Linked DNA regions of Homo sapiens: region 2 is linked to region 1. Evidence: chromatin contacts called from ENCODE Hi-C or POLR2A ChIA-PET data. All regions are on one chromosome and are shown on one strand. The core of a region is the stretch at or near the end of the contact, and the rest is flanking DNA. Distances in the headings are between cores, read along the strand shown.

Region 1 (5,164 bases), core at 2,063-4,562:
TCTCCCACCCTGCTCTGTGCTTTGAGCATCAGGGCTGTCTACCTGCTGGCTTCTGGTTGGGTCTGTCTAGTGGGAGGGACCTATGAGAGATCACAGGGTGGGAAGAGAGAGACTTGAGAGTGGGCACAGCTCCCGGCTAATGCTACTACCCGGGGATTCCTCAGTCTTTGTTGGGTCCCCTGATGCTGCCCACACCTTTGCTGACAGTTCTCTCCTTTGACGCCTACACTCCCAGACTTGAGAGCCCCACCTGTCCCTTAATGGGACCCTGGCTGATGCAGCAGGAATCTAAATTGTATTTATGACCACCGTTATCTAAAACTCCAAATTCCAAAGGATATACACCAATAGGACTCTATAAAGGGTCTCCCCTCCAGCCCCCACTTTTTTTAACAGGGTTTCCAAACTTTTGGCAACTATTTTGTAATTTTGTTTAAAGGCGATAAAAAAGAAAAGGCCTTTTTCTGCTTGCTGAGAGGCAGGATAATTTGTGGAAAGTAGTGCAGGGCAGTGATTATGACCCTGGATTTGAAAGAGAGACAGACCTGGCTCCAGGTTCTCCTGCCTACTAGCTGTGGGGCCTTTGAGTCACCCCTCTGAGCTTCAGTTCCATCCTGGTTAAATGAGGGTGATAAATGTAACTGCTTCACTGGGTTTTGATGATGACCAAATAAAATAACATACTCTAGGGTTTACCACAGTCCCTGTACACAACCATCCTTGCTTAATAATGGGTAACTATTGTGAAATAATGATCGTTATCATGGGAAGCTACTCAGGAACTGTTTGCTCTAAAAGAGACCCTGTGTCTGGGATTCTCTTTTCTGTCTTGCAGCAAAGAAGGCTTCAGAGACAGAGTCATGGGAGACAGTGGTTGTCTGGCAGTTCCATGGGTGGCTCCTGAATTGGGCAGTACCTTGACTTGGTCCTGGGGCATGAGACGTCCTGCCTGTATCAGTCTTTCAAAGGACTCCACCTGGACATTGGGAGGGGAAGGAAATATGCTCCATTAATCCAGTCCTGTAGACTCCCACACCCAGCCACATCTATGCCTTGGTAAGAGGAGCTGGGTCCGTCCTCAGGATGTGGGGTTTCTGCCAAGCATGGAGACGTGGGTGCTGGGAACAGCTTCTACCACCAGCCCCAGGCATGGTAGCCTTGAGAAAAATTGAAGTGAAACCTGCAGGAATTTACTGACAACAAAGCAAGTCACTCATGTGCATCAAGACTAATGAGTCAGGATATTTACTGCAGCATGAACAGTAGGGAGGGGACAAGAAATTGCCTAAATGCCTGTCGGTGGAATAGTATTCAGCCATCAACAAGAGGAAGGCACACGTGTATGTTCTGAGCTATTAATGCCTCCAAGACCTATTTTTCAGTGTCAAATCAAGGTACAGGGCAATGTTTACGGTATGCTACCATCTGTATAGAATATGTGGAGAGTAAAAAGGAAAACGATAAATACATTGCTTATATACGATATACTATCTCTAGAGGAATTCAAGAAACTAAAATATGAATTGCTTCTGGGAAGGAGAACTGGGTGGCTGGAAGACAGGAATGAGAAGTAGATTTTTCTACTACATGTCCTTTGCATCCTTTGAAATCTGAACAATGTGAATTCGTTGCCTACCCAAAAATAAATATTCAAATTTAAGACTTCAAAAAGTCAAGGTACAGTAGCTTATGCAGCCATTTCTATAAATGCAAGTGTGTGCATTGAACATTTTTGCATGGGTTGGAGGAAAGATTTAGTTTTTGCTCAATATGCCCTCTGTACTGTGCAAAGGTCCTTATCATGGGCATCTATTACCTGCTCAAAAAAGTTTAATTACAAAAAAAGGCAAGGGATGATGTAAGGTTCGGTTTTAAGAAAGCTCTAGATCAGTGTGAAATATAGAAATGTATATTATATAATCATATTACATAATTTTATAATATATAAAATAGAACTATAATGTGAGCTACACCATCTATAATTTTCTCATAGCCACATTGAGAATGTAAAAAGAAACAGGTAAAATTAATTTTTATATTTTATTTAGCCCCAAATATCATTTCAACATGTAATCAATACTAAAAAAATAGGGAGACACTTTATATTTCTAAGTCTCTGAAATCTGGCATGTGTTTCATACCCACAGCACGTCTCAATTCAGAGCAGCCCATGTCAAGTACTCAACAGTCACATGTGGCCAGCAGCTTCTGAATTGGACCGTGCAGCACTAGACATGAGGGGTCAGCTAAGGCCCCAGCTCCTGCTCAGTGTGATGATTTGACATTGCTTTATTTTGTGGACAACATATAGGACGAAGAAGAAATGTGTCTCCGGCTACGGAACCAAGAATGGTGGTGGCAAAAGGAAACGAAGCCTGTAATCCCAGCACTTTGGGAGGCCGAGGCAGGCATATCACCTGAGGTCAGGAGCTCAAGACCAGCCTGGCCAACATGGTGAAACCCCATCTCTACTAAAAATACAAAAATTAGCCAGGCATGGTGGCGCGTGCCTGTAATCTCAGCTTCTAGGGAGGCTTGAGGCAGGAGAATTGCTTGAACCCGGGAAGCGGAGGTTGCAGTGAGCCAAGACTGCACCACTGCACTCCAGCCTGGGCAACAGAGTGAGACTCTGTCTCAAAAAAAAAAAAAAAGAAGAAAAGAAATGAAGTACTTGTATGTGCTACTCCAACAAGGATTAACTTTGAAAACATCATGGTAAGTGACAGATGTCAGACACAGGACAAATATTGCGTGAATCTATTGCTATGAGACATCCACAATAGGCAAGCCTATAAAGACAGGAAGCAGAAGAGCAGCCGACGGAGGCTGGGGAAAGAGGGGATGGGGAGTGACTGCCTAATACAGATGAGGTTTCTTAGTGCGTGATGAAAATGTTCTAAAACTGACTGTGGTGATAGTGGCAGAACTGCAAATATACTAAAAACCGCTGAAGCAAGCAAACACTTTAAATGAGTCAACCGCATGGTATGTGAATTATATTTCAGTAAAGCAAGGGAAAGAAGGAGAGATGGGAGGGGAGGGAAGAGGAGAGGAGGGGAGGGGAGGAGAGAAGAGAAGAGGAGAGGGGAAGGGAGAGGAGAGGAGAGGAGGGAAGGGAAGGGAAGAATAAAATGGTGGTGCTTCTGAAAGAATTTGTTTTATGGGCATGGTAGTGCATGTAACTATTGCATTTCTCTTTTGGCATTGGCAACTAGGAAGCTCAAAGCTAAATGTGTGACTCTAATGTGCTTAGGGTCCAACAGAACATTTTATTTACTCACTCCACGTATTTTATTTTTTTCTACCCTTACTTCCTCTCTGCCCCAGTTTTCTCACTTCTGTTTTCAGAATGTGGCTAAAACGTATGTATTTTCATAAGGTGCTTTAAACCACTTCTGGAATAAAGCCAATGTACAGTTATAAACAGACCTGCAAACAATTCACGGTTACTTGGACTGTTTCATGAAGATACGAAGACCCTTGAGAAGTAACTAGGAATTGATTTATTTAATAAAATGAACTAAGAAAGTGAGGCAACTTATCCTGAAGAGGAAAAGGTAGAGTGGAGATTCTGTTACCCTTCCAGAATCCTGAAAGAGCTCAGAGTTTCCCGGGAGCCAGCCTAGAGACACTTCCAAGCACAAGTGGAGGGATTTGGATGAGATGCATTGCCAAAAAGGGGGGTGAGACCTAGCACTGGTGACAAGGAGGAGGCTGGAGCTGTGTGGCCTCTAAAACCAGGGAGGGGCTCATGTTTTGGGGATGGCTGAGTTAACTCGGTGCAGAGGCAGGGGAATGACAAGTGAGACTCCCAGAGTGCCTCTCACCCAAGCAGGCAGAGGTTCTGTGTTCTCCAGGTGAGTTAAGTCTCTCGGGGGCAAAGCTGGGAGTCCACTCACCTTGGCCAGGAACTGGCTGGCCTGAGAAGCCAGTGCCTGGGTCTGCTCTGCTGAGGACTGGTCCTCAGAGATGTCCCGGTTCTCCGGAAGCCACCCCAGGGTGGGCATGCTGGTAAGCGAGGAGGGGCTCAAGTCTCCTCGAGCTGATGGCCACCCTGGAATACACAACTGCTGAAAGCTGGGGCCAAGAACAGTCCTTCCAGGAGCTGAAGGACTGAGGCTGAACGTCAAAGCCACCACCTCCATCATCAAGTTATAGCTCAGTCACCATGTGCGATCTTCACATCAGCCCCAGGAAGTGGGCTGGGTAGAACATTGTCCCCCATTTACAAGGGAGAACAAGGTCCAGATCTGCCCCAGGCCACATGGTTGGCTGGAGCAGAGCTACGCTAGGCCTCTGGGTTCCCAGTCAACAGCGTGGGCTCTCACACAGGGAGACGTGAGTTCCAATCCAGACACTTCCCCTCCATAGCTGTATGAACTTCAGCGTGTCCTCACCTCTCCAATTGGTCCCCTTGGCTGTCATGGGTGTGACAACAGTGCACACCTCAGCGGGTTATTGTGGGGATTAAGTGAGGTCACATGTGTCAAGGCTTAGCACAGGGCCTGGCTGAGATATGGGCTCCCCAGGGACAATGCTCTATGTTTTCAACTCACCCAGGGTCACCAAGATGCCAAGTGGCAGGGCCAGGGCTGCCCCCAGGCTGCTGTGGATCAAAGCAGGACACTTTCCACATCTCTGACCCTTTTGAGTCAAAGTGCCCAGGGTGGGGCCTTGCCTCCCTCCTTCCCCTGGCCTGAGGCCAGCGCCATCCCCAGGGTGAACCAAGTCAGTCCCACAGAGCAGAATCCCAGGCAGAAGGAGCCTCCAGCTGCAGCTCTTCTCCCGGACTCACCTGAGGCCGCAGAGGCCTGGGGGTCCTCGGCCGGGCCCGGCCACCACTCTGCAGAGCGGGGCTGTGGGATGGTGAAGGACAAGACCTTGGTCCCCTGGGGCACCATTCCCGTGTGGATGCTGTGGTTGGGCTGGGGTGGGTCAGAGAACAGGTTCACCTGTGGAAGCAGGGAGGCACAGCACAGCCAAGTCAGGGTAGGGGCAAACCCACCTGAAACGCCTCATCTTCATTCAGGAGCTCAACACACATGCCCTGTAGTAATAAATACCATCTTTCAGTGCAGCCCTTGGCTAGGCCAAACACAGGTGAAGAACTGCATGCCTTTTCATTTACTCTTAATGGCAGTCCTGAAAGGAAGACAGGGTGGGG
Region 2 (5,023 bases), core at 1,415-3,914, 290 kb after region 1:
GATGTCATTGGTTTCTGTTGCTTCTGTTGAGAAGTCATCTGTCAGCCCCATTGCTGCTCTCAACATTTTCTCTTTGCATTGAGTTTTAGCAGTTATATTCTGATGTGCCTAGCTGTAGCTTTTAAAGTATTTTTCCTGCTTGTGCTTGTTCATAGCACATCTTGAAACTGTGACATGATATCTTTCATCACAGCATTCACCCTCTTCTCTCTCATCTTGTTCAGGACTCTAATGATAAGTGTTAGACCTTTTCACTATATCTCTAAGACCCTTCTTGGTATTTTTCCATTCTTTTGGTTCTTTGTGATTCAGCCTGGATATTTTCTACTGACTCGTCTTCTCCATTAATCTTGCCCTCATTTGTGTTTAATTCTATCAATGGAGTTTTTTTGTTAACCCTATGTTTCATTTAAAAATCAATCCAGTTTCTAATTTTTTTATCTTTTTTTTTTTTTTTAAGAGGCAGGGTCTTGCTCTGTTGCCCAGGCTGGAGTGCAGTAGCACAATCACAGCTCACTGCAACCTTAAACTCCTGGGACCTAAGACTCCCAAGTAGCTAGGACTATAGGCAGGTGCCACCATGCCTGGCCAATTTTTAAATGTTTTGTAGAGACGGGGTTTTGCTGTGTTGCCCAGGCTGGTCTTGAACTTCTGGCCTCAAGTAATCCTCCTGCCTCTGCCTCCTGAAGCACTGGGATTACAGCTGTGAGCCACCATGCCCAGCCTGAGTTTTTAATTTCATCCATCATAATGTTCAGTTCTATAATTTTGTTTTTTTAGAAATAGTTTCCAGTTCTCAAATGAAATTACCAATCTTGTCATCTATTCTCCTCAATATTTAATTGTACTGCTTTTAAAGTTTATGTCTGCAAACTCTAATATCTGGTTCTTTTTTTTTTCCTTTTGCTTTTCAGTCAGTTGGTCTTATTTTTTGATATTCATGGTAATTTTTCATTAAATGCTAGACATTTTGAAAAATGAAAATTTTGAAAAATTGAAGAGATATACAAGGCTCTGGATCTTCCCTCAGGCAGGATTTACTTTTGCTTCTGGGAAAAGTAGGCTTGAGATAAACTTGACCCTGGGCTTTGTGAGAGCTAGTCTAGGTGTGATTAAACCTTACTCTCAGGTTGTAGCCCTACAGGGGTTTTAGCTGAAAACGTGTGTGTGTGTGTTTATAAAACCAGGACTCCTCTTTCATGGTGAGTCCTAAACCTCCAATTTTTGTTACCCCAAGCTGTGAGACATTTTTTTTTTTTTTTTTTTTTTTTGAGACAGAGACTCGCTCTGTCTCCCAGGCTGGAGTGCAGTGGCATGATCTTGGCTCACTGCAAGCTCCGCCTCCCAGGTCCACGCCATTCTCCTGCCTCAGCCTCCCCAGTAGCTGGGACTACAGGCGCCCACCACCACACGCGGCTAATTTTTTGTATTTTTAGTAGAGACGGGGTTTCACTGTGTTAGCCAGGATGGTCTTGATCTCCTGACCTTGTGATCCACCTGTCTCGGCCTCCCAAAGTGCTGGGATTACAGGCGTGAGCCCCCACGCCTGGCCGCTGTGAGACTTCTGAAAGCTCTACTCAACTTTTCAGCTACTTGGACTCTGCTTAGGACTCGGCAGGTGCCTCAAGGGGATAAGAAGGCTTCGGTGCTCATCTCCTCTCTCTACTTTTCTCTTCAGCATCTTGGCCCCTCGTGTCCTGACTATGTTGATATCTCTCTGATGCATTCAAACACATTTAAGAAAAAAGAACAATTGCTTTTAAACTGCTGTCAGCAGGAGGGTTGGTCTGATACAAGCTAGTTTACCATGATCAGAAGTAAATCCAGCTGTGGTTTCCATGATTATTTTTATTGTTACTATTTGAAAATCCTTCAAAGAAAGATGTCACCCTGTGGCTGAGAGCCCTTTAAAAAAGTCACAGGATGGAGGCTTCTTTGCATCCCTTCTGTGAAGGAGTTTCTAAATTATCAAAGCAGGAAGTGACATTTAAGGAGCATCTTTTTTGTGTAAAGCACCTGCTACAGTTGTTGCAGAAAGCAGTCCAAGAAATAAGGAATATGGGGTTTGCTGGGGAAGGAAAGTGGGACCTTCGCATGAGAGGAGGTGAGGAATGCATAGGACAAGGGGAATCTGGGTAAGAGGGTGGGTCCAGGGGATACAGTATGAGAATGGGCAGTGGAAGAGGACTCTGGACATGAGGTCCGGGAAAGTGAACTGTATCTTCACCCAACAGATGCCAGTGGGGTCTCATCCCATGGGGAAGAGGTGCCACGATGCAGTGAGCTGACAACTCCACACACATGTTGTAGGCCTCTCTGCTTCCTTCCAGCTATAGTTCTTTTACCTTTTCCTGCTAAATATTGCCAACCTTCTTAATATGGTCATCTGGATGTCCCATAGGCCCCTCCAGCTTGGAATAGCCCAAAATTAAGTGATCTGCTGTTGTTGTCAACTTGGCCTCAATACCACAAGGACCTCATTCCCTAGAATCTTCTTTCCTGTATGGTTCTGAGTTAGAATTGGCCAGCTTTGCCTGAGAAATATGACTCAAGGTCCTCTTATTCATCCTGACTGCTGCTGCCCTACTTTAGGCCTGTATCACTGTCTGTCCTGATTGCCTAGGCAGTCGCTTAATTTGTTTTGTTTTGTTTTGGTAGAGATCGGGTCTTGCTGTGTTGCCCAGGCTGATCTCAAACTCCTGGCCTCAAGTGATACTCCTGCCTCTGCCTCCTGTATTTCTGGGGCCACAGACATAAGCCCAGCCTCTTAATTTGATTTCTGCATTAGTCATGATCCACTTGGGAGACAGAAACCACATAACAATTTGAATATGAGAAGATTAATATAAGTACTAACTAGAACAGGGGATTGGAGTAATGAAGGAGTGGTAAGAAGTCAGGAGAGCTTTAAAGAATATAGGAATAATGGACATAAGGAGCAGCCAGCACCCCTAGAACTAAGAAAGAACACCCCCAGGCTCTATCCCCAGCTGAGATCCAGATGTTGCTGGGAAGGGCATGGCTGTGCCTCACAATGGCAGAGAAGTCTGGGAGAATGTTCTAGAAGTCTGCCCTTGGGTGCCAGGGAAAGCTGTCATGGAACAGTGTCTGATTAGAGGCACACCTATTTGTGGGGGCACTAGGAGAAGCTGCTAGTTGCCAAGTGCTACTGACCACCATCCTCTGCAGGATTCCTGTTCTGGAAAAGTTGCCTGCACTGCGGGAGGGTGATGTTGGAGAAGCTGTGAGCTCTGTGCTGTTAAGATGAGCCCAGCACAACCAGAAAGGAAGGCCTCTTCCTCCTCCAATGTCTCTAGCTCCCCCTCCTGACAGAGCCTAGCATTGCACCAACTACCAAAAGAAAAATATTTAAAGGGCCAGCTCCATTTTTGAAGAGCAGGCGATGAACAGTAAATTTGGGGTCCAGAGTAATAACTGAATGTCATTCTACCATTATCGAGGGGCCGCATAACCAAGTTGTTAAGAGTGTGGACTCTGCAGTTGGGTTTCTTGAGTTAAAGTCTTAGCTCTGGCACTTAATGTGAGTTAGTGTAAACCTTAAAAGATTTATTTAACCTGTGTCTCACTTCCCTAATCTGTAAAATCAGGTAGTAACAGTTCTAACCTTGTTGGGTTATTGTGCTGATTGGGTTGATATTTATGAAGCACTTGGAAGAGGATCTGGCACAGAGTAAGCAAGGAACCAGGCTGTCTATTGTGATTACTATTACACTCAAATCGTGGTGGCATGCGCCTGTAGTCCTAGCTACTTGGGAGGCTGAGGCAGGAGAATCGCTTGAACCCGAGAGGTGGAGGTTGCAGTGAGCTGAGATCGCACCACTGCACTCCAGCCTGGATGACAGAGCGAGACTCCGTCTCAAAAAACAAAACAAAACAAAACAAAATCCATCCTTCACATTATAGCCAGGATGGGCTTTTCATTGAAGGTATGAATTTTACTCCACATTGCCATGGCATAGACATCATATTCCTTTATTCTTCTCTTTTCTGAGGTGGGGAAGGCATAAGGAGTGCTAATTAATAAATTGTCTTCTGGCCGGGTGTAGTGGCTCACGCCTGTAATCCCAGGACTTTGGGAGGTTGAGATGGGCGGATCACCTGAGGTCAGGAGTTTAAGACCAGCCTGAACAAAATGGCAAAACCCCGTCTCTACTAAAAATACAAAAATTAGGCCGGGCGCGGTAGCTCACGCCTGTAATCCCAGCGTTTTGGGAGGCTGAGGCGGGCGGATCACCTGAGGTCAGGAGTTGGAGACCAGCCTGATCAACATGGAGAAACCCTGTCTCTACTAAAAATACAAAATTAGCCAGGCATGGTGGAGGGTGCCTGTAATCCCAGCTACTCAGGAGGCTGAGGCAGGAGAATCGCTTGAACCCGGGAGGCAGAGGTTGCTGTGAGCCGAAAGTGTGCCATTGCACTCCAGCCTGGGCAACGAAAGAGAAACTCCGTCTCAAAAAAAAAATTAAAAAAAAAAATTAGCTGGGTGTGGTGGCACTTTCCTGTAGCTACTTGGGAGGCTGAGGCAGGAGAATCCTTGAACCTGGGAGGTGGAGGTTGCAGCCAGCCAAGATCATGCCACTGCCCTCCAGGCTGGGTGACAGAGCAAGACTCCGTCTCAGACAAACAGACAAACAAACAAAAAAAGTGTTGTCTTCCAACTCGCCTTGTTTGTTATGGTCTGAATGTTAATGTTCCCCCAAATTCATGTGTTGAAATCTTAACTCCCAAGGTGATGGTATAAGAATTGTGGTCTTTGGGAGGTTTAGGAGGATTAGGTCATGAGAGCAGAGCCCTCACGATTGAGATTAGTGCCCTTATGAAAGAGCCTGAGAGAGACCCCTTGCCCCTTCTGCTATGTGAGAACACAGCAAGAAGCGCCCTCTATGAGGAACAGGCCCTCACCAGACACTGATGCTGCTGGAGTTTTGATCTTGGACTTCCCAGCCTCCAAAACTGTGAGAAATAAACTTCTGTTGTTTGTAAGTCACCCGGTTATGGTATC

Evidence for each region. A loop is a pair of places that touch in the nucleus more often than their neighbours do. ChIA-PET counts read pairs that join two places held with the same protein, here RNA polymerase II (POLR2A). Pooled maps may share reads with other maps.
Region 2: a loop to region 1 is called in a pooled map, with 2.2 times the contacts of the local background. The contact joins two enhancer-like sites. A Hi-C loop is called at or near these places in 6 of 50 pooled maps. POLR2A ChIA-PET finds 5 or more read pairs at or near these places in 3 of 52 experiments (CD4-positive, alpha-beta T cell, activated T-cell and activated naive CD4-positive, alpha-beta T cell).

What each region holds. Positions count from the first base shown.
Region 1 is chr9:114,363,644-114,368,807 of GRCh38, forward strand. It overlaps AKNA (AT-hook transcription factor), which reads right to left. Exons shown (of 22, transcript NM_001317950.2): 5 at 4,796-4,952; 6 at 3,900-4,054; 7 at 917-976. Among named protein-coding and RNA genes, the nearest start is that of AKNA, 22 kb to the right of the region's middle. RefSeq lists enhancers at 3,212-3,271, 3,292-3,381, 3,489-4,437, 3,909-4,208. Within about 2 kb of position 3,313, at least 12 of the 41 ENCODE cell types and tissues checked have a DNase peak (open chromatin) inside an H3K27ac peak, as active enhancers do.
Region 2 is chr9:114,650,387-114,655,409 of GRCh38, forward strand. No RefSeq gene overlaps it. Among named protein-coding and RNA genes, the nearest start is that of TEX53, 4.9 kb to the right of the region's middle. RefSeq lists enhancers at 2,954-3,460, 3,288-3,337, 3,348-3,427. Within about 2 kb of position 2,665, at least 3 of the 41 ENCODE cell types and tissues checked have a DNase peak (open chromatin) inside an H3K27ac peak, as active enhancers do.